2 separate regions of the Homo sapiens genome follow, and region 2 is linked to region 1. A link is a contact called in ENCODE Hi-C data. All regions are on one chromosome and are shown on one strand. The core of a region is the stretch at or near the end of the contact, and the rest is flanking DNA. Distances in the headings are between cores, read along the strand shown. Region 1 holds the start of CBX6 (chromobox 6). Region 2 holds the start of TMEM184B (transmembrane protein 184B).

Region 1 (2,700 bases), core at 1-2,500:
AGGTCAAATTCAAGTTGGATCCCCAAGAAAGGAGGGGAGCCATGAAGAACAAATCCTGAAAGACTGAACGGGGGAAGCTGGGGGCAGGGAGGCAGGTGGTCCCCCAAATCCTCTCCTTGTGCCCTGCCAGGAGGTGGGACCCCACTCACTCTCCCCCTGGGTTCCAACTCCCAGCACAGTCATAACAGCTCAAACAAATGCCCCCTTCCCATGGGCATCCCCCACCTGCCTCAGCCACCCCCTTTCCTGGAGCCCTAAAGGCATCCCCAGCCCCTGGTTTCAACAGGGAGGATTATCCCCAGTCCCAAAACCCTCTTGTTGAAGCTGATGCTGGCTGAGGCCTGCCATCAGGGGCTTCTGGGGGGGCTCACAACCACCCCCTGCCCAGCTGGGGCCCCTCTGAAAAGGCCGGCCCGCTTGGGCGGCCGCGTATCTGTCCCTCCCTTCCAGGCCCCGTGCTGTGCCGGGGCTGGGGGCCCGAGAGGGGGATGCTGCTGGGGCTGGGCCAGGTTACCTTCAGGAGGAAAGTTTTGGGTTTGGGTCCCCTCTTCTTGGGCCCATACAGCTCACGCTCCCTCTCCCTGCGGCCGAAAAACACCAGAGGTTAAAAAGAGCCCCTTCCCGGGCCCCACTCCGCGCTGCCCTCCCCGGCTCTCCCGCTTCCCCGCGCGGCGCCCCAGCCGAGCCTCGGCCTCGCAGCCCCTGCCAGCTTCCCCAACAACTCACTTTTGTTCGAAGGCTGCAATGAGCCGCGAGTCCAGGATGTTCTCCTCGGGCTCCCAAGTGCTGTACCTGCCGAGTCACAAACGCACAAAATCAGGATGAAGACCAGAGAGGGACAGGCACGCGGCGAGAGCAAGAGCGCGCACCCCCACCCCAGGCCCCGGTGCCCGCTGCCTCCCCTCCCGCGACGCCCCCGGACCCCGCGACACTCACTTGATCGCCCACCCCTTCCATTTCACCAGGTACTCGATGCGTCCCTGAAAAACAGAGGGGAGAAAAACGGGGGTGGGGGTGGGGAGGATGCGGGGACGCGAGGAGGCGGCGGCGCGGGGCTGGGCGAGGGAGCCGGGCTAGCGGGACCGCTTCGCCCCGAGGGCCCCCGGCCCCGGCCCCGGCTGCGGACAGCGGCGGCCCGCCCCGGGCGGCGGCTCACCTTTCGGATCCGCCGTTTGATGATGGATTCGGCCGCGAAGACCCGCTCGCCCACTGCAGACAGCTCCATCTTGCTCAGCGGCACCCACAGCCCATAATACTCCCTGCGCCCGCGGCCGGTGCGGCACCGCTCGCGCACGCGCCGCAGCGCCCAGGCCCCGGCGGGCGGGAGCGCGGCGGGGCGCGCGCTCGCGTTCCAGCTGCGGGCCGTCACGTGATCCTCGCGGCTGGCGCGCGGTTGCCAGGACCTCCCCCTCCCCCGGGGCGGTTGCTAGGGAAAGTCGGCGCTCGCGGGGCGGGGGCGCGCGCTGGCTCTTAAAGGGGCCGCGCGGGCGGAGGGAGCAATTGCCGGCCGACCCGATGGGTGCCCGGCTTGTGGGCACGCTGCGGCCTTACGCTTATCACCCCCCCTCACATCTTGCCGGCGCCCGATCGCTGACACCCTCTCCTTGCCTCTTAATCCCCACGCGAGTCTCGCCAGGCCCCGGGCGGAGAAGGGCTGTGGAGCCCGAGTCTCGCCGCCACCGCGCATCTCCCGCAGCAGCCTGCAAACAGTTAAATATGATGCAGCAGAAATGCAGTTGCTGTTGCCTTGCCAGGCCTTGCGGGAATTTCTTTAAAACATCGCCCCCCACCCATTATTTATGTATTCGTGGGAGGGTGGTTTTGTAACCAGTTCAGAAGAGTTAAAACAAAAACGCCACCGCAGGAAGGGGGTGTGCGGCGAATGGGGCCGAGGAAGGCCGGAGTGACCGTGGGCATCTGTCTGCGGCCGGGGTCTCGGGCGGCACCTGTCCTCGCCCAGGAGACCGGGGAGGATTCGGCGGGGCCGGTGTGGCAGTGGGGGAGGGAGAGGGACCGCGGGCAGGAACGGGCTCCCCGCACTCCGCCTTGGGCCCACAGCGGGTCATCATCTGGTCATTCGGCAGAAACCGCCTTCGCGGTCATATCTGTGTTTTCCGATTCCCAGCACCCCTCCCGGCCCCCCGACCTGGCCGCGTCCCTCTCCCCGCCCGCAGCTGCGCGAAGCTTCCGCCATTGCTCTGGGGAGCCCAGATCCCAGCTTCCCACTTGAGGAGGGGCGGGGGATCGAGCTGGGGCTGTCCAGGAACGGACACACAAAAAATAGCCCTGCCGCGCAAAACGCTCCACTTTTTAAATGTTGAAATTACTTGAACTTTATTTCCCATTATGTTAGTAGTCTTGTTCTTTGTAAAACAATTTTAAAAATACAGATAAAACAACTGTCCATAACCCCCATAAAACCATTGTTAACATCTTCACCAATCTTCCAGCCTCTGCTCTATGCGTACATAAACTCACGTACACCTATGTATGTATGTATATACATACACATACACATTGTCTGTAGATTTAATTTTTTAACAAAATGGGATCACGCTATTCACACTGTTCTGGAATCTGCTTTTCTCCCTTAATGCTATAAAGTGGACATCTTTCAGTGTCATTAAATACAGATTTCACCATCCTTCCAGTGACCACCTTGGGGCTGAGATGGGGTGGGGAGGAATGGGGATTGTGAAG
Region 2 (2,700 bases), core at 117-2,616, 600 kb before region 1:
ATCATCGTGATCACCTGTTTCCAAATCTGATTCCCCCATGCTTGAGAGCTCCTTGATGGCTTGGGCATCAAATGTTTCTGTCCAGGTGGGCACACATACCTGGCTGCTGGGGCTCTCCCACCCCAGCGTCCCAGGTCCCAACTCTGATACGCACAGCACCCTAGGCAAGGTTCAGAGGTGCAGAGCCTAGGGGTTCTACCAAGGAAGCTAAATAGGTAGATGGAAAGGGACACTGTAGGCATAACCTGTCAACGAAGTCACACCTCTGAGACCTGCGCTGCCTCTGCAGGTGCAGGTGAGCTTGTTTGCCTGGCTGACTCTGCAGCGCAGGGCCTCCAGGGCACAGATTGCTGCTTCTTTCCTTACAAAAGCACCAGCAGTCAGATAAATAATACATGGCCTTCACCTCACCACAGGTATCAGGCATGCAAATACCTGCTTTGCCCCAAAATGCCCTGGAAAGGAGGGAGGAGTAAAACGTCTGGCCTTATACAACACCTCCAGAGGGGATATGTATTGGGAATCCATGCCCAACCCCCAGCATAACTGCCTTGCCTTGGCCTGGAGCCACCCAGCACTGGAGGTAAGTGGATCCAAGCGAGGTACCAAGGGTGTGCCCAGGAGGAAATGTACAATTCACGGGAAGGATACAGACACCCAAAACCAGTCTCCACGGTCCCTTTGGGGGCAAACATCTTTCGAGCCCCAGGTCCCAGTCGATCCCCTTCCAAACCTGCGGACCTGTGTGGCGGGCGTGTACACCCTCCACTCACGACGCAGCCCCGAAAGCCCCCCGCCGACCACCCTCCCAGGTCACTGCCACCCGCACAGGGCACGGACGCCTCCCCCACTCACTCGGCCGTGCCAGTCGCCAGCACACCCACCCGGGAGCACACAATCCCTCTTGCAAAGCGCCTTGGTCCATCCGCCTCCCTCTCCCGGGGCCGCCCCCCGGACAGGTCCGATTACACTCCAGGAGCTGCCCCCGCCACGTTGGCGTGGAAAGGGAGCGGGCACACCCACGGGCGACCTCGCGGGGCGGAGAGGAGGCACGGGTGGGGAGACGGATGCCCCCTCCCTCCGCGGCCGCACCGGCCTCCGTAGTGCCCTCCCCGCCCGGGAGCCGGCGGCCGAAGCCGGGCGTCCCTCGCGCGGGCCTCTCCGAAACAAGCAGCCCCCCGCGCTCGGGAGTCGCAGCTCCCCCTTGGGGCTCCCGGGCGAGGCCGGCCAGGCGGGATACCTCAGGAGCCCATGGCGGTGGCGGCGTCTGCGGACGATGCGCGGCAGCCGGACTCTGCGGGCGGGGCGGGCGGCGCCGCAGCCCCGGAGTCTCCGCCGCCGCCGGCGCGTCCCGGGCCCAGTGGAGTGCAGCCGCGGCGCGCATGCGCTCTGGGCTCGCCGCCGGGGAGGGCGGGGCGGCGGACGCGGCTGAGATCACTGCCTGGGCCTTAAAGGGGCCGCGCCCCGAACCCCAGCCCGCCGCCCCGAACCCCAGCCCGCCGCCCCGCGGGTTGGGGCGCGACCCGGGTTCTCTTGCCACTCACAAAACCAGCTACGACCGGCCCCCAACCGCGAGAGCTTTCTGGGCTGCGATCTCTGCCCCTGACCCTCGCTGGTGCTTCACTTCTTTTAACCCTAATTTCCTCCATTTGAGCCTGTTTTGAAGATGAAACGAAATACAATGGCTATTTGTTGAGTGAAGGATGCGTGTGGAATTGTGGAATGAACGTGGACCGAGTGTTGTGTGCAATTAGGCCAGATGAAATGGCAAAGCACTGAAAGAGGCCTTTTTTTCCCACTCCGCTTAGCAGCGATTCTTTCTTGCCCCGTCTGGCTCTAGGCTGCCGAACTAGCAAAAGTCTTCAGATAGGGTTCAAGCCGCCTAGTCCATTTCTGTTTGCCGGTCCAGACATCACCTAGGTTAACTGAACAAGATAAAATGCAATTAAGTTCTGGCATTGATGTGCTCAAGATCCCCAAATGTATTTATGTCTCCAGACTCCTCGCCTGAACTGTCTACCCAACACCTCTTCCTTGGAGCTCCAGCAGGCATCTCAAAGTCAGCGTGTCTGAGCTGAGCCAACCCCACTTCCACACACAAAAACCTGCTCCCTCTCAGCTTTGCCTCCATCAGCTGTTGACAATTCCATCCTTCCAGTCCCCAGGCCAGAACTCGGAGTCAGCTGTGAATGAATGCCCCCCTTCTGCCCGCTACCCAATAAGGCAGGCAGGAGATCCTGTTGGCTCTACCTGCAAAATAGATCTAGACTCAGATGTCTGCCACTCCTCCTCCAGTGCTACCACCCTGGTCCAGTATTTGCACAGGATTATTGCAGAGTTCTGCTAACCCCTCTCCCTTGTTCCAGCCTTGCCCTCTGATCCATTCTATCAATTCAGGGGTGAGGGAGATCCTTTTTTTTTTTTCTCTTTTTTCTTTTTGAGACAAAGTCTCGCTCTTTGTCTCAAAGTTGCCCAGGCTGGAGTGCAGTGGCGCGATCTCGGCTCACTGCAAGCTCCGCCTCCCGGGTTCACGCCATTCTCCTGCCTCAGCCTCCCGAGTAGCTGGGACTACAGGCGCCCGCCACCATGCCCAGCTAATTTTTTGTATTTTTAGTAGAGACGGGGTTTCACCGCGTTAGCCAGGATGGTCTTGATCTCCTGACCTTGTGATCCGCCTGCCTCGGCCTCCCAAAGTGCTGG

Evidence for each region. A loop is a pair of places that touch in the nucleus more often than their neighbours do. Pooled maps may share reads with other maps.
Region 2: a loop to region 1 is called in a pooled map, with 4 times the contacts of the local background. The contact joins the promoter of TMEM184B here to the promoter of CBX6 in region 1. A Hi-C loop is called at or near these places in 5 of 50 pooled maps.

Annotation. Positions count from the first base shown.
Region 1 is chr22:38,870,966-38,873,665 of GRCh38, forward strand. CBX6 (chromobox 6) reads right to left here and starts at 1,251. Exons shown (of 5, transcript NM_014292.5): 1 at 1,157-1,251; 2 at 937-980; 3 at 727-792; 4 at 515-581. The coding sequence starts at 1,225. RefSeq lists silencers at 873-922, 1,023-1,172, 1,203-1,462 and enhancers at 1,457-2,007, 2,008-2,557, 2,394-2,700.
Region 2 is chr22:38,271,644-38,274,343 of GRCh38, forward strand. TMEM184B (transmembrane protein 184B) reads right to left here and starts at 1,367. Exons shown (of 9, transcript NM_012264.5): 1 at 1,241-1,367. RefSeq lists an enhancer at 118-827 and a silencer at 890-1,519.